Linked DNA regions of Mus musculus: region 2 is linked to region 1. Evidence: chromatin loops called from intact Hi-C (ENCODE). Cell type or tissue: heart. All regions are shown on one strand. Each heading gives the region's core, and the rest is flanking DNA. Links, peaks and the distances in the headings are about the cores only.

Evidence for each region. Hi-C counts contacts between places; a loop is a spot of excess contacts. Peaks named below come from ENCODE experiments on the same cell type or tissue, not always from the same donor. Only the 100,000 strongest peaks of a DNase experiment are listed, where the experiment ranks them.
Region 2: a loop joins it to region 1, with 1.8 times the contacts of the local background. A loop is called at or near these places in 1 of 42 quality-filtered maps.

The regions. Positions count from the first base shown.
Region 1 is chr11:59,346,851-59,359,394 of GRCm38, forward strand. No RefSeq gene overlaps it. Among named protein-coding and RNA genes, the nearest start is that of Gm15755, 22 kb to the right of the region's middle. In heart, for the core only: no CTCF peak of the experiment used is centred there; no DNase peak of the experiment used is centred there; H3K4me3 peaks cover 252 bases; H3K27ac peaks cover 1,030 bases.
Region 2 is chr11:59,405,588-59,418,131 of GRCm38, forward strand. It overlaps Snap47 (synaptosomal-associated protein, 47), which reads right to left. Exons shown (of 5, transcript NM_144521.3): 5 at 1,554-2,223. The coding sequence ends at 2,077. Among named protein-coding and RNA genes, the nearest start is that of Prss38, 36 kb to the left of the region's middle. In heart, for the core only: no CTCF peak of the experiment used is centred there; no DNase peak of the experiment used is centred there; H3K27ac peaks cover 675 bases.

The DNA of each region.
Region 1 (12,544 bases), core at 2,087-10,086:
GGCTTGCCCAGATCTCTTAAAGGTTTACCTTCCATGAGTTTGTTATAGCAGTATGGATGCTAAGAGGACATGTAGATCACAGAACATGAAGGATAGGACAGTGAGAGGATGCTGGGGGTCACCTCAGAGTCTGAGGGACAGGACATTAGAGGGACATGTGAGGCCACAGAACAGGAGATACGGGGTACTAAGAAGACCTGTTGTGATAAAATCCATGACCAAGACAGTTTATAGAGAGGATTTATTTTGGCTTATGGTTCCAGAGGGATACGAATCCGTCATGGAGGGGTAGAGCACTCACATCTTGAATCATAAGCAGGAAGCAGAGAAAGAGAACTGGAAATTGCATGGAATCTTTAAGTTCCCAAGCCTCCCTTCAGTGACACACCTCCTCCAATAAGGCTGCACCCCCTAGACCTCCCCCAACAGCGCCACCAACTGGAGACCAAATGTTCAAGCAGCTGAGACTATGTGGGACTTCTCACTCAAACCACTGCAAGAGACAGGACATTACAGTCATGGTGTTGGGGTGAGGCTGGAGAGATGGTTCAAAGGTTAAGAGCATTGATTGCTCTTCCAGAGGTCCTAATTCAATTCCCAGCATCCACCTGGTGGCTCACAACCATCTGTAATGGGATCCGATGCCCTCTTCTGGTGTGTCTGAAGACAGTGACAGTGTGTGTACTCACATAAATAAATAAATCTTTAAAAAGTGTCACTGAGGATGGGACACCAGAGGACATACGGGGCTGCCTCAGAGCATGAGGGACAGGATGCTGTAGAAGGACAGGAACAGGATACAGAGGCTGGGCTGAGTTTCTGGTGAGTGTGGAGAGTGGCCATTCTGCATCAGGTGGCCCTGGGCAGTCCATTGTGCTGGCCTGCTGATTAATCTTTGGCAGAACTGGCAGGTTAACAGCAGACTGCTCCTCAAGCTCCAGCCCTGGATCTCAGTCTTTCTGGACTTTCAGGAGGGCCTGCCTGTGCAGTAAGAGAAGGGCATGTGGTCATGGAGGCTATGCCCTGAACGGGGCCACGGCCACGTTCTCTCTCACAGGTTCTCTGTGATTTGGTACCTCTTGCCGCCTACCTGAAGGCTATCTCCTGGGAGTGCTCCTGGCAAGCAGCACAGATGTGACCTCCCCTCTGCCCCACAGTATCAAATTCCTGGCCAGAGATGAAGGCAGCTTTGCAACAACAGGACTGCTTATGAAGCATCCTCCCCCGCACCACTCTCAGCCCAGATGAGAACATCTGGGGACCAGCAGGGAGGGGTTGTGGGGCAACAGAGACTGGAGAGAGGCATAAAGACAGAGATTGGAAGTGGGGACAGAAAGGGAGGTGGAGACACAAAGAATCAGGGAAGGAGATAGGAAAATCCAGATAGAGGAGGAGGAGGGAGACAGAGACAGGGACAGAGACAGAGAGGGTAGGAGATGGCCGAGAAACACTGACTGGGAGGTTGACAGGGAGTTACAGAGTCTACACATAGAGACAGGGTGAAGAAGGGGACAGGGACAGAGGGTTGTGATGGTTCACACCTGCTGTCACAGCACTGGAGAGGCTGAGGGAGAAAGATGGTCATGAGGTGCAGGACTGCCTGGGCTACCCCCATGTGACCTTACCTCAAAATAACAATAATAGAGAGACAGAGGAAGACAGAGGTAGAGACAGACACAACAACAGAGTAACAGACTTCATCACCCTAGAGCATCTCCTTTGACAGCACTTGCTGGAAGGACCTCTGGACACTCACCCCCAGATGCCTCTCCATCCTGGGACCTCACAGTGCTGCCTGCTTTGTGCCTGCTTTGTGTGCCCATCTCACTAGACCCAGGGGTCTTTTAAAAGTGTATTTATTTATATTGTGTGTGTGTGTGTGTGTGTGTGTGTGTGTGCGTGTGTGTGTGTGTTTGCTCTCTTGAGTTTATGTATACCACATGTACATAAAAGGAGGCCAGAAGAAGAGTTTGGCTCGTCTGAAACTGTTACAAGTGTCTATGGGCTGCCCTGTGAGTCCTAGGTTACCACTAAGCTCCAACTCAGGAGTCTTGCACAGGATCAAATGACGATTCAGTAAAAAGAAGATGGGTGTCAAGAGGACAGAGAAAGGAAACTGAGACCCAGGAGGCAGCTGGCCATAGCTATATCAGACCCAGAGGCCTAAAGGGACCAGGTATTAAAAATCCACTCGCTGTGTCTACCTTCTTCCTCGTCTCTGCCCCTAGCTTACTTTGGCGGGCACCCTAGGTGCCCACCTGGGTGGGCCTCCTGGGTGATAAGGGGAGGCAGCCAGAGACCAGTCCCTGGCCCAGGAGACTCTCAGAAGGGCCTGATGTAGGCAGTACTGAGGAAGAGGGCCCTGAACAGAATGCTAGCAGCCATCTCAGCCACTACTCAGTGGTTGCCCTCTGTTCTGTGCTCCTGAGTTGGGTACCACAGGGCATGAGACTGACCGCATCCATGCTCTCTCCACAAGCTAGAGGCCCAGCCAGGGCTAGCGCCTCCTGGGAAAGAGGAGCGGAACCTAGGAAAGGTTAGACCAGGAGCTCAGGTCAACTGCTGCTTCCCTTCCCAGGGAGGGGTATGGGGCTCAGATACCAAATGGACCAGGTGCCCAAGGAGATCAAAGCCCATCCCAGGCTCAGAGGCCTCCTGGAAGGGAAGGATGGGGTGGGGTGCAATCATCGGGCCTTCTTGAATCCTGCTTCCATCTGGCTACATTCCCTCAGGACCCAGCATGCCGTCCATAGCTCAACACTGCCTGTTGGTAAGACTGGTTTGGGACATTCCCAAGGGCAATCCCTGAGCTGGAAGTGAAGGCTTTCTCTGTCTTTTCTGTAGTAGGATTAATCCCAAGCCTGGACAAGGGCTGGGACTCTCCAATCAGAGGGGGACATTGTCAGGTAGACTACAGGTCCTATTGTCACAGTGGCTCTGAAGACCAACCCCACTCCAGGATGTCACCCCTGCCTTCTGAGCTCTTAAAAACGTATACTAGGGGTGGGTGGGTAAGGGGGACTTTTGGTATAGCATTGGAAATGTAAATGAGCTAAATACCTAATAAAAAATGGAAAAAAAAAAAAAAAAAACGTATACTAGGGGACTAGCCTTAGCAGCCCTTTCCTCAGTAGGACTGAAGCACGCAGTAGGACCAAAGCACTTGTATGTCCCTAGCTTCTCCACTCTTCCCAACGGGACTCAGGCACAGGATAACCTGGCCAGCTTCCTGCAGGATACTCCCATAGGTCTTATGGAACTTGCCTGGGACCAGGCCTGGCTCCAGTAACCGCCAGGATCCCCCTGGGACTCTGGGATGAGGTTTTTATCCCCTTGTCCTATTTGATATCTAAGCCCCATACCCCTCCCTGGGAAGGGAGGTTCCCATTTACCTTTGATACTCTAGGACCAGAGGCAGAGCTGGGGCTGTGTCCATGAGCCTGGGCTGGGGCTGTGACACAGCAAGGCAGAGGACAGGGCCTGAAGTCAGCCTGAGGAGACTGCAACTGTGAGAGTCTAGAGTGTGCCCAGCATGTAGAAAGTGGCCTTTTGGGAACCATTAGCTATTATGGTCTCTGCTAGTCCTAAATGTAACAGTCTGTCAACCATGGAAAGCTGGAGGAAGAGAGAAATCTTGAGCCCCTCCTGCAGGCATCTGCTGCCTGCCTTGGCAACCCTTTCTCCCCCTCCTGGCAAATTCCTGGAATTCCTTCTCAATCTCCTCACTCCCCTTCTCCCAGCATCAGTTGGGCTATGGCCTCCAGGTTGGATCCAGGCTTCTCAGTGTGGCCTAGCCCTCAGAACTCCACCAGGCCTATGATATCCCAGCCACGCTCCTAAGATCCCAGCCACGCTCCTGAGATCCCAGCCATACTCCTGATATCCCAAGCGCCACTCCTGAGATCTCAGCCCCACTCCTGAGATCCATCCCAGCCACGCTCCTGAGATCCCAACCACGCTCCTGAGATCCCAACCACACTCCCGAGATGCCAGCCATGCTCTAGGGTCACGATAGAAAAGGAGTTGATGGAAGACTGATTTGGAAAGCAAGCTGAAAACCCACTAGGCTGGCCAAACTTCCCAGTGTCTGATCCTGAGCACTGGGGTTCCTAAGAACCTGCACTGGGTTCAAGAGTGGATGGAGAGAGAGACACAGACACAGGAGATACAGAGCCACAGACACAGAGATAAGGAAGACAGAAATACAGAGACAGAAAAAGATAAAAAGACAGAGAAACAAGGACAGAAGACAAAAATATATAAAAATACATCTATACATATGAATATACATATACATCATATAAATCACATGCATATATCATATACATGTATACCTACATATACATCATATACAGCATATGCATATATCATATACATGTACACATACATATACATCATATACATATACACATATAAAAAGGAAGCTAGGAAGAGAGACATAGGGAGAGATGGAAGATACTGACTAAGAGAAGTCCACAGAAACAGATGCAGGGAGACAGACAATGAGAGAGGGAGAAACAGAGAAGAGACATTAGAGAGGACAGACAGCCAGAGAAAGACAAATATGGACAGACCTGGAGACGGGCTGAAATAAAAGGAAAGAGAGAGAGAGAGAGAGAGAGAGAGAGAGAGAGAGAGAGAGAGAGAATAGAGTTTGGGAGAGATGTGACGAGAAGGAGACAAAGACAGAGCTGGAGACAGGTGCATCAGGAAGTTGAAAGCCAGTGTGAGTGGAGCCTGTGCCTACTGTGGGGCCAGGAAGTATTGAGGCCCCACCCAGCCCACTAGCTTTGGAGGCTGTGAGGTACTCTGGAAGAGCCGTTGTGATGGCAGATTCCATATGACCACTAACCCATCTTGTCATGCCCTGCTGGACCCACTGGATTCATGGTGACAACCATGTGGACCTTACCCAACTGTTTCCCATACCCAGATAACGTGTGACCCCCTCAGCTGTCTGGAAGCCTGACAGGGTCAGGGTGGCCCAAGAGTAGGATGTAGGTGAAAGCAAGGACTGAAGTGGGGGTGGCTTTCTGAAGCTGGCTTAGTCTGAGCCTCAGTTTCTCCTCCTGCACTCCTGGGCAAAGGTGTACATTATTGAAGTACCACATGGAGTGGAGGCTTAGAGCTGTGTGTGGGCTTCCTAAAAAGGCCTGTCGAGACCCCTCTCCGAGAATTTTCCCCCACTCATCCCCTGGTCCTTTACCCACTGGTTGCATATCCAGCCTCAATGGCACCTCAGGCTCACTCTCAGGAGGCCACACTCTCTAGCCCCATCTTGGACTGTGGAATCTAGGCCAGGACTCCATTGCAGATGCCTTTGTGATATGTGAGGGTGGGGGATGGGAGCGGCAGGGTGTGGCAAGCAAAGACAGCCCAGAACCACTGCCAGCCCCCTGAGGAATTCTCATATCCTTCAGGGAACTCCACTCTGGTAAAGGCAAATTGTTTTTATTATTTTGTATTTGCATAAATTAATTATACAGAGTAATATATTTCATCATGACATGTTCACACATGCATATACAGCATTTTTGGTCATATTCATCCCCATGTATTGGCTAGTTTTATGTCAACTTGAATTGACATAAAACTTCTATGTCAAGCTAGAGTCATTGGAGAGGAGGGAGCTTCCGTTGAGAAAATGCTTCCACAAGATTCGGCTGCAGGCAAGATGTAGGGCATTTCTCTTAATTAGTGATTGATGTGGGAAGGCCAGACCATTGTGGCTCGTGGTTCTGGGTTTCATAAGAAAGGAGACTGAGCAAGCCATGGGGATCAAGCCCTCCCTGGTCTCTGCACCAGCTCTTGTCTCCAGGTTCCTGCCCTCTTTGAATTCCTGTCTTGACATCCTTCAGTGATAAATAGTGTTATGGAAGTGTAAGCTTAGTAAACACTTTCCTGGGCTGGAGAGATGGCTCAGCGGTTAAGAGCTCTGACTGCTCTTATGAAGGTCCTGAGTTCAAATCCCAGCAACTACATGGTGGCTCACAACCACCTATAATGAGATCTGATGCTCTCTTCTGGTGCTGTCTGAAGATAGCTACAGTGTACTTACATATAACAAATAAATCTATCTTTGGGCCGGAGCAATTGTGGCCGGAGTGAGAAGAAAAATAAAATAATAAAACAAAATAAACACTTTCCTCCCCAAACCTTCCCTCCCCCAGTTGCTCTAATCATGGTGTTTTATTCCAGCCATAGTCACCCTGACTAAGACACCCTCCCTTGTCCCCCTCCATTCCCACGGATCTCTTCACATCTTTTTGTAACCCACCTAATTTAGTTAGAGTTGCTTACATGATCATGGGCAAGGTATTATTTACAGAAGCATAGGTAACTTACCAGTAGCTGAAAAAAAAAATCTGTCCTTTTTGGTTTATATCTCATGAGCAACTCCCCCCACCCCCCACCTTCTGTGACAGTGCTAATGGGCCCAATCTTGTTCGAGTAATTACAGTTGCTGCAACTTCAAGCAGGCAACAGCCACATCATGCTCAGAAGACATCGCTCCATCGCTCCACCACTCCACTGCTCCACCTCTCCTCGGCACTCCACCCTTTCTCTGGCTCTTACACTCTTTCCATCTCCTCTTCCATGATGTTCCTTCCCTAAGCCTTGGAGTGAATGACAGAGCTGGATTACCGACCTCGCCACAGAAAATAATTTCAGGATGATACAATACAAAACAGAGTTGGTGTTTATTGAGAAGAAAGTTCAACGTGGATGTAAGCACAGAGGTTTAATAAAAAGAGAAGGCCACTCAGGAGACTGATAAAACATACTCAGGGGCATAGGGATGGCCTTCTCAAAGAGAATTTTAATTGTCTTCTCAGGAGCCATAGGTATCACTCTGGGTGGCATCTGAAGGCATATTTTAAGGGTTGCTAAGGAACCTAAGTGAGATCATAGGGTGGTTTCTATGCATTGAGTAGGATTGTAGCTGTCATGGTTAAACCCTACTAGGACATAAGCGTTGCTGGGGAAGTAAAGAGGCTTATATTGTAAACAAAATAAAAAGAACAAAAAAATGGTTTTGTCTTGGGGCTGGTGAGATGGCTCAGCAGGTAAGAGCACCTGACTGCTCTTTTGAAGGTCCTGAGTTCAAATCCCGGCAACCACATGGTGGCTAACAACCATCCTCAACGAGTTCTGACTCCCTCTTCTGGTGTGTCTGAAGACAGCTACAGTGTACTTACATATAATAAATAAATAAATCTTTTAAAAAAATGGTCTTGTCTTGTTTAAGGTTCTCCAAGGCTGGAGAGATGGCTAGGGGGTTAAGAGCACTGTCTGCTCTTCCAGAGGACCAGGGTTCAATTCCTAGCATCCACATAGCAAATCACAGTTGTCTGTAATTCCAGTTCCAGGGGATCTGAGGTACACACATACACGTAGGCAAAACATGCACATTGAAAATAATCACTAAATAACAAACAAACAAACAAACAAACAAACAAAATCAGTAATTTTTCAAGCTGGACATAGTGGTATACACCTTTAATCCCAGCACTGTGGAGGCAGACGCAGGTGACTCTCTGTGAGTTTCAGAACAGCCAGGGACACATAGTGAGACCCTGTCTTCAAACAAACAAATAAACAAACAAATAAAAGATTCCCCAGAAAATATGTGGGAGAAGTAAGGGTCACAGGGGCTAAAGAGATGGCTCAGCAGTTAGGAGCACCAGCTGCTTTCCCAGAGGTCCTGAGTTCAATTCCCAGCAACCACATGGTGGCTCACAACCCATATACTGTGATCTGATGCCCTCTTTTGGCATGCGGGTACACTTGCCAACAGAACATTCATACACCTAAAATTAATAAATAAATTTTAAAAAGAAAAGAAATGAGTGTGAGATCATACTTGAAGGTCCTATATGCGTAGGCCTTAGCATGGGCTCATTGCTATTTTAAAATAAAATACCTCTATATAAAAGGAATTCTATTTCTGTGCCATCAACCTTCATAGCAAATGATTGTGCTGGAATTCTTGATTCTTGGATGTTGAAAAAGCTTCAGCCAGGTTCCCTTTCCCTTCCCGCATCCCCTTAATTTTACTGTCTTTCTAGCCTGCCTCTGTGCTGCCCATGGGGGACACTGTGTGGGCAGCATCCCCAAATTTAGGAGCTGGCTGATGGCTCTGCTGCCCGCGAGAAGGCGCTTCCAGAATCTGCCTGAGCTGACCTGGTTCCTGCTTCCTGCTTCTCTTTGTGGGGTTTCTGAAGACTGGGGCTCAAGGCTGTTCCTTCTCTTTCTTGCTAGTCCAGGTCCAGCTGGCTGACTCTCTGAGCCTCAGGTAGGGAAGGGCTACAGGCCTCAGCAAATGATGTCCTGCCCTGGCTCTAAGATGAAAAAAAAAAAAAAAACAAAACAAAAAAAAAAAAACAAAGCTTGTTATGTAGCTCCTGCTGGATGGGGCAGTAGAAGTGTCTGGGTGGAGGGGAGTGCCTCCGGCCTCACTCTCATTGAGCTGTTATAAGGTCCTGCCTGTCTGGGAGGTCACCACACTGCAGAGCCTGGCGAGGAGGGACCCAGGCTGGCCTCTTCCCTGCCCCATCCATGTACCCTTAGCTCCATTCTGTGAGGACAACCCACCACACCCAGGAAAGCAGTACCTGTCTCCTTTTCTCCTGGCTGAGCTGGCAAGGCTGCTTCCACCAAAGTCCTCTGCCTGAGGCACAAAGTGACTGTCCCTTTCTATAGGTTCAGCCCTGGTAATGGGCCCAACATCATACTCCCTTTATGGCGTAGGAAACACATCCAGGAGAGGTCTCTGGAAGGGTCTAGCAGGGACATAAAAGGAGCTTGTAGCAAGTATTCAGAAGGTACAATCTCAGCCTGTTAGACAGGCACTTGACACACCCCACAGCAGGACAGAGGACCAGAGGAGACCAAGGCCTGTGCCTAGCCAGGAGTCCCCAGGTCCCACCTGGACTGAGGATAGAGATGTCCTTTTGTCCAGCAAAAGAGCCTGAGGTGCCTCTTTGTGTCCCCGCACACCAAGTCCCCAGTCATGGCAGACTCTACGTACTGCCCCCTATCTTCCTGGCTGCAGAGATCCATCCAGTCTCTATGGCTCTGGGGCTGTCAAGTGAGAAAGCCCCATCCCATCTATTATCCAACATTTCAAAGGGCAGTGCTTGGGGTGTTTGCATTTGTTTTTGTTGTAGTTATTTGAGACAGGGTCTTAATAGGTAGCCTTGGATAGCCTGGGACTTGCTATGTAGACCAAACCAGGCTGGCCTCAAACTCTTTTTGGGTTTTAGGGGCATTTTTAAAAAGATTTTATTTATTTATTATATGTATGTATGTGAGTACACTGTAGCTGTCTTCAGGCGCACCAGAAGAGGGCGTCAGATCTCATTATGGATGGTTGTGAACCACTGGGGTTGCTGGGATTTGAACTCAGGACCTTCGGAAGAGTAGCCAGTGCTCTTAACAGCTGAGCCATCTCTCCAGCCCCTCAAACTCTTAAAGTCATAGATTCTTGTTTTTGCCTCCCAGTGTTGGAACTACAGATGGTTTGCATCCTCAAGATGTCCAGTCAACAGAGGCCTTCTTCGTCTTATAAAAAACATCAGTTTCCTCATCTGTGGAAGGAAGAAATCCTGTTTCCCAACGTGAAGACAGAAGCAAGAACACACGCTGCTCGATGGAGCTGGGCGTAAGGGTGGATGTTAACCACACAGCAATGGAACAGTGGTGACACGTCCTCACTAGTCACATGAAGGGGACATCTGCACCTTCTCCATGACTACGCTCACCTTCCACACTGTAGCCTGGGGCTGTCGCTGGTCCTCCTTTGCACTCCTCTGTGACCTAACCCCTGGAGAGACTCCCTCCTGCAGCCTGCCCTGGGACAGGTAGCAAGCAGGTGCACCAGGAACAGGAACAGATATGCAGAGACTGCATCTGGCATCCCTCTTTTGGGACAGCTGACCCTCTGAGCTTCAGAGGCTCCCTCCACCCCATCCAGGAGTCTGCATCCCCACTGTGCTGCAGCATCCGACTGACTGGGCTTCCACAAGACTCGGACCCAGATGAGGTCCTCTCTGCTGCCCAGGCTCTATGCCTGCACCCGGTGAAGCGGCAACCACTGAAACGTGTGTTATTTCACCTGCTAGATTCCGGCATTCCAGGGCAGGGCTGGGGAAGGTCATAAAAACGTTGTGGTAACCTATATATTATTTTTATGCCGGTGCTTAACACAGCATGTTTGACACATGTGCAGGAGCCCATCATAAATCAAGCCTGGGGTCCACCCTTGTGTCCACGCAGGGGGTCGCCTGGCCTCTCACACGTGTATGGAGGCCCCAGCGGCTGTCCTCCTGGGAGCCAGGCTTCAGGCTGCTCTGAGGTCCAGCTGCTGGCTGCTGCCCCTTGCCTCCCACAAAGCTTCCCTGAGCCAGGGGAAGGGAGGGAGGCCAAACTGGGAAGGCTTGGGCCAGAAATGCTCAGGAAAAATGCATTTTGGAGTGAGCAGCCCTGGTGCGTGAGTGCGCTCCACGTGTGCATGTGTGACAGTACATATGTGTGTACAGGAATATGTTCATCTGTGCAGTTTGTCTGCATAAATGTGTTTGTATAGGAGTGAGCAGACTCTGTGTGTGTGCTTACATGTGTGTGGCCAAGTAAGCTTCTCTGTCTAAGTATCTGCACACGTGCTGTCTGTGTACGCTCATGGGTACACAAACAGACTTATGTGTGCACGTGTGCATGCTTGTGCATATAAGCATGAAGGTTTGCATATGTGTGCATGAGGTATGTGTAGGTATGTGTAGGTATGTGCCTGTATTCATTTGTGCGCATGTGTTTGCTTATGTATGTACAAGCAAACTTGGGTATGCAGATATGTGCTTATCTGTAAATGCATGAGAGGGTTATTTGTATGCATGGACGATGCTCATATGTGTGGTTGAGGAGGATTCTAGATGTACGTGTGTGCTTATGTACATGTATGCATATGCTAATATGCACAGGCAGATATATGCTTGTGTTCTTTCACATCTGTGTAAGTGAGTGTGCTCATGGATACACACTGCCTGTGGTACACTCTCCCTGCCTGGTGCCTGCTGGGCCAGGACTTTTCCTCCCTGCCTTACCTGTCCCCACCCTTTTGCTCTCCTGGGAGTGGAGGTCTTTCTCCCTAGTCAGACAAATAGGTGAGATCATCATTTAAAATTCCAGAAGTGTCTTAGTTACTTTCCTATTGCTGTGATGAGACACCATGATCTAAGCAACTTAGAAGGGGGGAAAAAAGCGTTTAACTGGAGGCTTTCTTACAGTTTCAGAGGGAGTCCATGGCCATCGTGGCCAGAAAGAAAGCAGCAAGCAGGCAGGCGTGGCACTGAAGCAGTAGCTGAGAGCTTACATCCAATCTATAACTTGGAGGCTCAGAGAGAGAAAGGGAGGGGGAGGGGAGGGGAAGGAGGAGGGAGATGGGGGGGAGACTGGGCCTGTGTGGGCTTTTGAAACCTAAGCTCCCACTCCCAGGGACACAACTCCTCCAACAATGCCACGCCTTCTAATCCCTCCTAAACAGTTCCACCAATCAGGAACCAAGCATTCAAATATGAATATGTGAAGGCCATTCTCATTCAAACCATCATAAGAAACATCTCCACTTTAGCCATGAACTGAGAAAGCAGACGGGCTGGGGCTCTCCTCACTGGTTCTCTGAGCCCCTCTGCACAAACAGCTGTCTCTACTGTTTAATGGGCTGGGTCACAGATAGGATGGAGGTTGAGGGACAGCAATGGCCTTCTCAGTTACCTTGTCTCTAGAAGGTACACATGGGTAGGTTGGTGGTCCCTGGGCTTGCAGCCTCCCCAGGACAGATCCTCTGGGCACAAGGGGCCCTTTATGAAGTGGGTCAGAGCTAAGTGCCTTTCCCGACTTCCCCTACCTAGAGAAACAATACAAGTGGCCTCTGAATCCTGCTTCTCTGACTTGAGGTCCCTATCAGAGCATATGTGGTGCCACAGGTAGGGTCACAGAGACTCCTGACATGGGTACAAGGCCAGGTCCTACGTCTCTCTGTGAGGGAAACAGTGACTTTGCGCCCCAGCTCAGGGACAAGTAGACAGTCAGAGTCTAATGGAGCCCCACGCATGAAACTCTAGGACTCAGGATCAGCAAGGCTACCATTCATTCTTTGTAGACACACATGTGCACATCTGCCTTCACAGGTCTGGGACAGCCCACTATGGGAAGACAGATCGTGTCCCCTCCAGGTCTGCTGAGAGTCATCGCTCACAGCCCCTTAAGAATATGTACTCTGAGGGCTCCCAATGGAGGAGCTAGAGAAAGTAGCCAAGGAGCTAAAGGGATCTGCAACCCTATAGGTGGAACAACATTATGAGCTAACCAGTACCCCGGAGCTCTTGACTCTAGCTGCATATATATCAAAAGATGGCCTAGTCGGCCATCACTGGAAAGAGAGGCCCATTGGACTTGCAAACTTTATATGCCCCAGTACAGGGGAATACCAGGGCCAAAAAGGGGGAGTGGGTGGGCAGGGGAGTGGGGGTGGGTGGATATGGGG
Region 2 (12,544 bases), core at 2,624-10,623, 59 kb after region 1:
AAAATGTAGTAGGTGTTGTAAGTAGGGGCACAAGCCTAAAACCCCAACATTCAAGAGGCAGAGTTGGGAAGATCTCAAGTGAGAAGTCAGCTAGGGATACACAGTGATACCCAGTCTCAAAAGGCCCAGGGCTGGGGGTGCATCTCAATGGTAAATGCTTGCCTAACATGCACAAGGCCCTAAGTTGGCTCTTAGCACCAGCAGAAACAATTACCACGATATAGATAAATAGATCAGCATTCAGTGGTGAAAAAGAATGAAATCCTGTCATTTGCAACAACATGGCTAACCCAGGAGGACACAGTGCTTTATAAATCAAGCCAGGCACACAAAGACAAGTGCTGGATGTTCAAGGTCTCCCAGGAGCACTGAGTGGAGGGGGTGGGGAGCAGAGGAGGGGAAGGAGTGGAGAGAACAGGAGGAGGAAGGCTGGGGAATGGGAGTGAAGCAGAGGTAGGCAGGAGGAGTAAACCAGGTGCTCCAGAACACTGTAGTGTTAGTGACACTACAGTGCCTGGCAGTTCACTGTGCTCTTCATAAGATGGGGAGGAGAACACACAGGCTCCAACATGCAGGACTGAGAGGTGGAAGCTGTGCCTGTCTGATCCCATCACTGCACACTGCAGATATAGCCACATACCAGCCATCTGCTATCCACTCAGTAAATACACGAGGGGGCCAGGGGAGGTAGTATGGACCTAAAATCCTAGCACCTGGAGGCAGGAGGATTGCTGCAAGTCTGAGGCCAGCTTGGACTAGACTGAGAACCTGTTTCAAGAAAAACAAAAACAAACAAACAAACAAAAAAACAACCCACAAGACCCTCTCCCCAAATAATCAAGCCCATGCAGGAGTCCCCAGTAGCCCGTGGCAAAGGGGCTGGTGGAAGCAGCTCTGAGCAGTAAGCTGAGAATGCTCACTGAAAACACAGGATCAAGCAAAGGGCAACAGCAGGACAGTGTGGGCCACTTCTAAAGCAGGCACCTTGTCACATTCTGAATAGCCTGGGTCAGGAAACTGGGAGAGTGGCACCATGCTCCTGCTTCAGGTCAGAGTGGAGAGGTCCACAGTGAGCATCTGAGCTGGACTGGGCTGCACCCATGACTGCAGTCAGTCACCAAGCATGTGGAGAGAAAAGGCTGCTGCCAGGGCAAGGCCAGAAGGATGCTGGTCTTGGCCAACAACTTACTAGATTAAGAGATGTCTGGGAGTGTTGAGACATCCCTGTGTGTTTGTGGGGGTGCTTCCAGAGGGACAGTGGTTAGGGAAAGAGCTGCCCTGACTGTGGACCCAAATGGGAGGCGGAAGGAGGCAGTGCATGCTGAGTGTGCAGGCCTCTCTCTGACTGAGAATGCATGGCTGCCACCATCCTCTGCTAACACCAGCCTCCACTAGCTTTGATCTTTTAATGCAGAACCAATACCAGTGATTCCAGGAGCTTCCACGCCTTCAGCACTGGGGCTGCTGAGGGCTCCAGACTCTTGGACTGGGCAGCTATAATGGTCTCTGTTTCTCCAGTGTGCACATGGCTGTTATAGACCCGGCTCCTCTGATGTAAGTCATCGAATAAACATTCTTTTATTACGCACACACAGAGGCTACTGGTTACAGAACTCTAACTGATGATCAGGAAAAGGTGGCAGGGGCTACAGCAGCATTTGAAGGGGGAATTGATGTTTCTGGCAAGTGGATGGCAGAGCCAGACCAGAATGACTGACATTTTTCTCTACTGTTTGGCAAAAATGGTGAAAAGATGACAATATGATGTGACAACATGATGCCACAATGGCAGCTCAACGCCGGGGTCTCAGTGTGGACAGGAAGGATGGCTACGCTACGGTGGCGATTCTTGCCTGAACAGGACATGGCCCTCATGCTTAGGGCCCCGGGAAACATACATGCTCATGCATATTGTGGCCTCTCCTGGCCCATCCTAGGAAGGTGTAGTTCCCAGGTAGGGCCTCATAGTTTCACAGTACCCAGAATGGCTTCCCGGGTCTCAGGGGAAAGGAAAAGGGCTAATAGCAATAGAATCAGCAGAGCCATGCCAGGGGTGGCTGTTTACAGCTTGCCCCACTACATCAGCTTTCTCATACGCCGGTTTTGCTTGTCCACATTCAGGGTTGCCCGGTCCACAGCTACGGTGATGCCATCCAGAGCCGCATCCTGGCGTTCCAGCTCTGCCTCAGTGTCCAGTGCGAGTCCCTTCATTTTGCTCAGGATCTGGGGAAAGCAGAAATGACAAGCACACACTGTTTCCATTCGTATCTCAATAGCAACAGTCTGACCTAACTAACTAACCAAAGGGATACAGTTTCCTGAGTCAGGAGGACACAACATACAGAGTTGCTGCCTGAGCTTGGCCTTAGCACTAGGCTTGACCCTAGTCAAGCCAGGATGCAGCTGCCCCCAGCAGAAAGCATACATAACCATGCCCTGGAAGGTGCTGAGTGAAACCCATGTGGACCTGGCCAGGAATACACCCATGAACTGTGGGATTCTGTGTGAGGGGAGCCCTGGCCAGGCACATGGATCTCGCCTCACTCTGCCACCCAGTTGTAAGACTAACAAGACTGAAAAGAACAGAGTCCTTTCTCCTCCACACACACAGAAGGCATCGTTCCCAGACACAATAGTCTTTGCCACAGAGCAAATCTCTGCTGCCAAGCAGATATCTCAGAGTTCCATGAGCTGAAAAATACTAGCTGCCTAATGACACTGCATCACAGTGCCACAGCCTCACATGTTCTGTGCAGTGGCACTGGCATGAACAAACCTAGTGTGTGGCCACTTATACAAACCACAGTGCAGATACTCACATGTACGTCTGGGCTAACAGAGTCTCTAGGCTGCATGGTTCACACTGTTAGACAAATATTGGGGTGAACCTTGTATGCAGCACAGTAGGGCGCTTGCCATGCTGCAACAGCTGTGTGCACCTGTGTTCACGACTCTCAGATCAGCAGGGAACCAAGCACTCAGGCCTGTGGAAGTCACTGAGATGTTACATTGTGATATTGAAGTTGCCTCACAAGGAGCCCTCCTCATCATGGAGTGACAAGTGCCGGTAATTTAATAGGCTACACACCACAGAGTCACTTCAACAAGGCTAGCCTCACTTACCTAGGGTCCGAGGTGCAGAGAGCACTGAGGGCCAGGTAACAAGTATGTGTGTGCATGGAGCCACTGCAGGCCAGCCCAACTCCCCTTAGCCTCCCTTCCACTCAGATCCGTGATGCGTGTCAGGCAGTTTTATTTTATTGCAGTTCCAAGTTCTTCGGGCTGTGGTTGCTCTAACTGTGTTCTCATGGAGCTGGGCTAAGCAGCTCATGCTTTCAAGCTGACAGCAAAAAAGAAAACAGCGACCGCGGCTTGTGATGACTGCCCGCACCTTTCAGGAAGAACCTCACTTCACAGTGGGGCCAAGGAAGAGGACATCTTGGTCATGATCACTGTCTCCCCACAGCAACATATGGCAGGGATGGGTTGAGTGGAGACTTCTGAGGTCCCCAAGGCCTGTCTAGTGACTGCATTATATCCTAAAACCTTCCCTGACCCTTACCTGATGTCACACATACAAGTGTCCCATGAGGGCCCAGGCAGAACTACCACACATCTAAGGTGGCCCAACTGCTCTATCTGCACCCAGCTGGCGCCATGGTGACACACTAAGTGCTCAGTTCTAATTCACAAAGGTACCCTTGCTCATCGGGTGGCATTTCCACTAGCTTAGAGACCTGGTCAAGAACTCTGCATCTGACTAACAACAGACAACACAAGCAGGAAATGCCAGGACGTAGGGCCTAAGCTCTTTCCCAATAGCTAGAGACACAAGATAAACTGCAAACTGCAAAGGCCTGTGCTAGGGCCACCAAACGAGTTTCCTCTTCAGACAGCCCGTGTCTCCCCATGAACACTGCCATCACGAGACAGTTTATGATGGCTGCCTGCAGTTCTAGATCTGTTCCCCAGGAGCCGGTTGGAACTCTGGAAAGCACACAGTGGGGACAGTGAGCACTGGGATGGGTGATGACATCATACAGTAGTCTTTTCCATCTCCTAGACTTGCTGACACCAGACAGCAGACTGAAACAAGGAAACAAATCCCTAACACCCAGCCCCACCCTTCTCTCCTGCCCGCCTGCCCACTGTGGTGGGAAGGTTATCTTGTCTGTGTCGCCCACTTGCCTATCAGTTATGTCATCTGACAAGCCTCCTAGCCTCCCACAGTCAGGTCACACATGAGCCCTGGCTATGCCTCTCTACAGTCTCTGGGCCTGTGCACACATGGGTCCCATAAGAGCGCATGCCTTTCCAGGAGGCATGAACACTGATGTGCCGGTACTGCAGTTCTCAGCCAGCATCCTTGTCCCTAAGGTACATGTGTCTGTCTGAAACAGAAATACCTTTAGACCATGACCACTTTGAAGGCTGGGGGACAAGTCCTGCCAGAACTTGGGCACCAGTTTCCAGCTGTGCTATGTGTGGATCCTGTAGCCCCTCGGGCACTGGCTCACTTGATTGATACAACCGTTTATCTTGTCTGTGTTTAAGAAGAACCATGCTTATAAGAAAGAAGAGAATTAAAGAAGAAAATAAAAGCTGTCTGTGACTCAAACTACCATTCCTCAGGTTAGCCTGACAAGCTAGCATTCTTACCCCCAAGTCCCAAATCTGAGACTTTCTGAGCTGATGAAACACTGCTGCTGAACACAACCCGTGAGCCCACAGGACAGGCCACATCAAAACTCCAATCAGACATGGAGGGGCACATATACAATCCCAGGACCTGGAAGGTAGAGGCAAGAAGACCAGGAGTTCAAGGTCAGTCTCAGAGACATACAGAGTTTGAGTCTGGCCTGGATTACACAAAACAACACAAACAAAAACTTAACAAAACCAAACTCTCCAGAATGCAGGTCCACGCTAAGTGTCCTCTGAGACCATCTTCAGGTGCATGTCAGAGGTACTCAGCAGACAAGTGGAGTCCATGCTTATTTAGCCTGGGTGCTGGCCGGAGGCGCTATCACTTGTCGGAAAGATTTAAAAATCCTAAACAAGCCCAAACCAGCACAGTCCTGAATGCTTCAGAAAAGGGACGCTCAGCCCATGTGGGCTGGATTTCATTACTACATCCACATGCTTGTGTGAGAACTCAAAATACGCGATGAAAGGACACTCCCAGTTTTGTTTCCTGTTGTGTACTTTTTCCTCTTTTGGATAAACAAAAGCTTGAAATATAGACTCCCCCACCCCCAATGCCACTCCCAGAACTTCATTTTAGAAACTGTTCACCTGTTACCTCAAACTCTTTTTTAGAATAAGGTCCAGAAGAGCTGAGCACTGGCCATGAGCTCTGGGGCTCCCTAGATTCAGTCTGAGCCAGTTACAAGAGACATAACCACTAGCCTAGTGTTCATTGCCATGGGCAGATGACTCAGTCACAGCACCAGGGCACTGTGAGAAATCGCATGTCCCTGAAAACAGAGCAAGGACCTCATCTGGGCCTGGAGGAAGCACAGTCACAAACTGGATGCTGGGCTGCAGGACCCACACCAGCCCTCAGAGCCTGGAGTGGCCACCAAGCTGCAGGACAGGAAGAAACCAAGAGGTTTTAAACAGCCACCCACACACTGAGGAGTGAGACGTGAATATATCCAAAATATATTTCAAAAAGTAAACAAATGAGAGTCAGGATTAGTTAAGTATAATATACCCAATACAGAAGTCCTAATCTGTCAGTGTGAAAAGCAGGCTTAACAAACATCTCAGCCAGGACAAACATGAATACTAGCCATATGAAACAGGACCAAGAGGCCACAGACCTTGAGTGCACTCTATGATAATCCTGTGAGACTGCATTTCCTCTGTCATCTTCCTGAAAAGCTCAATCAATTGGCTCTTCCTTGTGCACAGTGAAAGTGTAGCCAAAGGAAGACTATGTATGGGCTGAGGATACAGCAAAGTTGAAGCTCAGACCCCAGAATTATAGAAATAGGGTGTGGTGATGTCTGCCTGTTATCTCAGCACTTGGTAAGTAGAAGATAGAAGACCAGAAATTCAAGGTCATCTTGGCTAAACTACATAAGACCTTCTCAAAACAAAACAAAACAACCCTCCCAAAACAACAAAAGCAAAACCAAATCAAAAGAGCAAGACACTGTATTCTGTGACCTTTGCCTAATATCACACATAAATAATCCATGGCACAAACAACTGATTGCCTATCCAAGTTTTAACATTATATTATACAAATACTCAAATAAAGGCTGGTTGCTATTCAACCTTTGATTTGGAAAAAGTCTCACCATTTTAAAAGTCTTAAAAATAGAACTGATTCCAAATAGCCTGCTAAGACCCCTTGGCCTGTCTGCCAAAGTGCACTTGGAATTAATTAATACTGAGAAGCCATACTGAAAAGACATCCAACAGCTACTAGGCCTGCAGACAAAGAAAATCACTGAGCTAACCTTCCAAGCACTAATACCTCTAGAATACTGGTAGCCTTTTCTCTTTAAGAGAGGGATTGAAGTAATTAAATAGCACCATGTACATTCCATATAACAGGGGACGGAAAGAATGGAGCTCGTGAAGTCTGGCCAAACCTTAGAAACAGTTGTTCCCTCTGTGGCTCAGGATGACAAGCTGTCTAGTCATCAGCACATATTGCTGCCAGCCTCTGACATACCCTGGGGGCCCCTTGATGAGCCCTGACTGGCTGTGCGTCAAAGACCAGACCCGAGTGGACATTCCCACAAGTCCTTGACACTCAACAAACAACACGGTAACCAGGCAGCCTCACCTGCGTGGATGCTCAGCCCCTGCTAGACAGGCAGGACACAACCATGTGCAAGCCTGTGTCTGGGAAAGTTTGGGAAACTGAGGGTTCTTCTCCCAGAGAAGCTATGGCTACAATACAACAGTCGGCAGCTGTTGTGTCGGGGTCACATCAGCTCCTCTTAGTGTCTGTGGTAGGAGAGGGGAACTCCAGGTGGCTCAGGCAGGAACCAGGCAGAAGTGGAGAAACTTGTAAGTTCAGGAAGGAGGGCCCGCACAGCTGTGTCCTCAGGGCAGCACAAACACAACTTTGCAGAGGGCCATTCGCAGGGAATCCTTAGGAAGGGCTTTCTAGCCTTGCTGGCCCCAACAGTCCCAAGGGTCAAGGCTTCTCTGGACCAGAGCTCACAGCTCGGTGGTGATGTGATGAGTGGTCTCTCAGCACCAGGCTGCCTGGACTCAGACAAGCACCACCAACACAGTCCCGGCTGGCGCGGTCACACCAGGTAACCAGAGGAGCAAACACAGAGAGATGTCAGCCCCCTCGGCATCTCTACATTGTCCACAGCACAATATCTACATACAGCACAGTATGTAACCAGCACTGATTGAGGTGGTGCAGATGCACTGACCACGTGGACATGTCTCCACATATACTCTCAAGGGGTCTCAGCGCCTCGTGGTGTACAGCTGTGCTGTCAAGACAGCCTAGCTCAGGACACACTCTGTGTGCCCACACAGGTTTCTACCTTCATATAGGATCTGAGCAGTGACGCTCTGCTCCTCCCTGTCCTATGACTCTGTGAACCCGAGCACCCACAGTCTGCATGAGCGAGGCTGTCTGCTCTCAGCTGTACTTACACTGACTCACCCAGTAACTGTGAATTTTCCTACAGTGAGAAATTAGCAACCATTTAAGAACAGAGCTGGGATAAATCAAGCTGTCTGCAACTGTGAACTGTTCTTCCAGTTGAGCCATTAACATGTTGTGGAGAAGGTAAAGAAGGGAAAGTTGGCTTTCACAGCGGTGAAGCCCTAGGGGCTGCAGGAGCATGCTCTGCTGCAACCCATCACACACAGAGCTCACAGACCACCCGGTCTCACGGCCCAGCAGCTGCATTCCTAGGGGCTGCTGGTGGTCTGGGGCTGGCAGGGAGGGTGGATGTGAGGCTCATGGTCCCTGCATTCTATGGCGTGCATGGGCTTGCTTGTGCCACTCCTGAGGCAACTTAGAGACAGCAGAGTGGCTATGCTCAGGTCTTCAGGGATCTATGGGCCTAGAACTACATCTGGCAGGTAGCCATCAGTGACAAATAGCTGCTCTCACTTGAGGCCCAGCAGTGGTACTTGACTACACAGGTCGAAAGCTGACCCAGGCCACTGTTACACAGCTCAATCATAGGTGACCTCAAAGAGAGTCAAACGTGTGCATAAAGACTACACAAGTCGGGGGACATAAGGAAGATGTGCTGAGGCATGGCTCCCCAGAATCTTAGCTGACATGTGAGCGCCTCACGCTGCTTCACAAAGCACTATCTGTTCTTATCCAAGCCTTCGGTACAGCCCTGCTGCATGACAGGGACAGTAACATCATAATACTAACACAACTGGTTACATGGTGAGGATGTAGCATGTGCCACCTTCACGCTGCACACAGTGAACTATAATCCACTCCTCAACCTGAGGACACGGGGAAGAGTAAGTGTAGCCTCACTGCCCCTTTTAACACCGAGAGTGCGGATAACCGGGAGGGTCCTACAGCTCCTCCTTGGGTTGTACTGATTTGCTCATAGTTCACAGACTTAGGAAACAATTATGTTGACTGGTTCACCATGAGGGTAATTACCAAAGATAATTACCAGAAATGGAAGAGTTCAGGTGTGGCTACAGGGCGGGGCTTCCATTGTCTCCATGCACACTCGCCCCAGGAGCCTCCAATTGTTCAGCCCTTGTCTGGAAGGGGTGCGGGGTGATTAAACCAACGGGCATCAGTGATGCACTCAACCCCGAGGCAGTCTTCTGAGGTAAGGCTAAGGGTACTCACATTCCAATTTTGCCCTGGTTCTTCAGCAGCCAGCCCCACCCTGAAGCTACTCTAGAGGCTGTGGCTACTGGCCAGCAGAGGAACATGGGAAAATACTTCACTTTTGGATTCCCAGGATTTTAGGAGTGAAGTAGAATACCCCATGCTTCAGTGACTTTCTCCAGCATACATCATATGCCAGGGAATGAATCTCATTAAATGTACAGTGACTGAAATAATAAGTTTCTTCTCTGACCACAGTGGTATCCATTAACATTCATAGGTATCTACAAATTAAACAGCATGCTCTGCAACAACCAATGAAAGGGAATTAGTAAATTCTTAGAGACAAATGAAAATGAAAACACAACACAGGAAACAGACTGAATCCCTATGGGACAGATCCCAGAGTGCAGGGGCTCTGTGAGGAATCAAAGACTCAACATCAGTGACACAACCAAAAAGACCTTCCACTGACAAAGCAAGGGCATCAATGAAGCCCAGCATGCCCTCAGGAACAGAGGTGACAGAGCTCATGAGTGTCTACCAATAGGGCAACCACATCATGGAGGTCAAACAGTGAAGCAGGGGCTGCAGAGATGGCACAGTGGTTAAGAGCACTGGCTGCTCTTCCAGAGGACCTGGGTGCAATTCCCAGCACACAGGTTGCCTCACAACTGGCTGCAGCTCTGGTTTCAGGAATGGATGCCTTCTTCTGGCCTCTGAAGGAACAGGACCCGAACACAGTACCACAGACATATATGTGGGAGAATCACTCATACACAGAAAATAAAATAACTGGTGAAGCAGGAAAGGGAACACCCAAATGATTCCTGTGTGCAGAGGCTATCATCTGACTACAAAAACCTACAGCTCAGCTAAAAAGGTGACCAGGTCTGAGCCATGAACTCAACCAGCTGCAGGACAAAAGCCTGCAGCTTCCTGTAGCAGTAGCAAAGGACTGGAAAAGGAAGTCGAGACAATCACCCTGGTTATGACAGCATCCTAGAGAATGGAACAGTAGCATTCACGTAAAATATTTGCTTAATGAAGTTAGAAGCTGAAACAGAAAGATTCCCTAGGTGCTGGGTCAGAAGGCTTCAGGCTGTTCTGGCCATGGAACCTCCCAAAGTGACACAGAGACAGTATAGGCAGGGTCAAAATGCAAGCTGTAGTTTGTAAACCAAAACGGAACGGCTAACTTTCAGAACCTTATGTAAGGGACCTAGGACGCCAAAGTGACTCTCACAGAGTGGGAGCTGGGTGTGGTGGTAAACACATATGTGACCCCAGCACTTGGGGAGCTGGAGGCTCAGGAGTCCAAGGTCCATATTGGCTACATAATGAGTTTTTAGGGCAGCCTGGGCTACCTGTCTCAAAGACTAAAAAGTAACCGACAACAGAGGTATATCACACAGAGGTGGCTACAAAGTTACAGTAATTAAAACACTGATCAATAGACCAGAACAAAGCAGCAGAGAGAGAGAAACCCATACCTCCATGGCTAGTGGACATCTGACAGGGCTTCAAGATGATGCAAAGGGGAAAACAGTTCACCAGCAATGTGGAAGCCACCTCATTCTACACGCAAAAATGAACTCAAGATGAACCAACTACTTCAGATGGAAAAGGTAGAACTCTAACAAGAAAAGCAGGGCTAAGTCTTCAGGGACTTGTTTTTAGTGATGTGTTCTTTAAGCACCAAGCCAGCATATCACAAACAACAACAACAACCACCACCAAACAAAGCAGAAAAGTGCATAATAGATAAATTGGGGGCAGGAGGTGCACATCTTTAGTGCCAGCTCTTGGAAGGCAGAGGTAGATGGATCTCTGTAAGAGTTGAAGGCCAGCCCCGGTTATATAGTGAGACCCTGTCTCAAACACCAAGTGTCAGACGGGGGATAAATATTATAATTTAAATTTTTGTACCCTTGTTGTATTACAAAGAATTTAAAAGCTGGGTATAATGGTATAACTGGGAAGGAAAAACAGGAATACTGTCATGAGTTTGGAATAGACCTGGTAACAAAGAAAATTCTAGGCTAGCTTGGGTTACAGAATGAGCCCCAAAATAAATAAATAAAAGTAGAAAGATAGATAGATTAAAAAAATAATCAGAAGATCTAAGTAGCCTTAGTTCCTGGGTCCTGGGAGTATCTAGATCTTTGGGACTTCCCAAGTAACAGGAACATCTTTGTCTTTGTAACCAATGAGACCCGGGCCTACACTTGAGTTTATGGCAATGTAATGACTATCTGTGTGTGACTGGAGGGTGAGGGTAGTAGCCACACAATCCCACTGTGACCTCTCAGGGAATGGGGATTAGGTACTAGGTTCAGGTATAGGCTGGTCAATCAAGCATGACCTGCAATGTAACCCCAATAAAGACAGTGGAGGTCCTGGCTGCTGATACCAATGTGCTGGAGGGTAATAGGCCAAGTCCCTGGGAGTGGATGGGAAACTCTGAGACCCTCTCTGACCTAGCTCTATATTTGTGCCCTTTATGTTACAATGTCAGTTGTGGGCTGGAGAGACGATGGCTCAGTGGGTAAAGGCCTTGCTATGCTAGCATGACGACCTGAGACCAGATCCCCAGCACCTATGTCAAAGTTGGGCACTGAGGTATATAGCCATAACCCTAGAACTGTGGAACAAAGACAGATGGATTCCAGGCCTCGCTGGCTAGTGAGTCTAGACAAAATGGCAGGTTTCAGGTTGGGTGAAAGACTTTATTCTAAAAGGTAAGATGGAGAAGAGATTGAGGAAAGATATACCTGGCCTCCACGTGCATCAGGTGTTCAAAAAATTTTGAATTTGAGGATTAGATATGCCCGACTTATGCCTGATGTGCAATGGCTTAGCTCAGTGTCAAAGTGGACTAGAATTAAAGCTCTAAATAAAAACATTCCCCAGAGACCTTCAATGAAGGCAGGAACTGTGACAGTTCCACAGGAAAGTTCCAGTAAGTGTGAGGACACTTGGGCACCAAGAAGTCAAAACCCTGCAGTCGCCAAAGCCGCTCAGCGCCTTCTCTCATGACAAATTAGTCAAGAGATAGACCCTGAACTCAGCCTGGCAGGGAGGTCCTCCTGGGCTCTTCCCTTAGAGGCTGAGCAGCCTGGTTGTATAGACTGATGGGGGACTGTGTATGGCCCTTGCCTGTGGAGCTGAGACCTGCAGCATATGTGAGGGGACAACATGGCACATGGCACTGTGCTGAGCAGACCTGGGGTCTCAATGAGCAGACAGTGTGGGTGTGGATGCCCCTGACCTTAAATTCTGCTTCAGCCTCAGGGATACTTGAGATATATTCCTCTCCTGCAGGTGAGGTTCATGCAAAATGGCTGACTGATGTTTCCCAGCAGGGAGAAGGTACAGTTTGAGGTAGGATTAAACCTGGGTACCAGGGAAACCAAGCCAAAGCGATGGGCACTGAAGATGATAAACCATGTTCCACATTTGCTCAAAAGGAATAAAAAGACAGAGACGGAAGACATGGATTTAATATTTTTTCATTATATTCTGTTTTTTTGTACATACACATATGCATGTAGTGCTCAGAGGGCAGTTTGGTTTTCTATCATTATTATTATTTTATTATCATTATTATTTGCTATGTTTTTGTTTTAAGATGGGGGTCTCAATGTATAGCCCTGGCTGGCCTGGAACTCGATATTTAGATCAAATTGTCCTCAATTTTTTAATAGAGATTCTTCTGCCTCTGCCTGATTTCTGGGGATT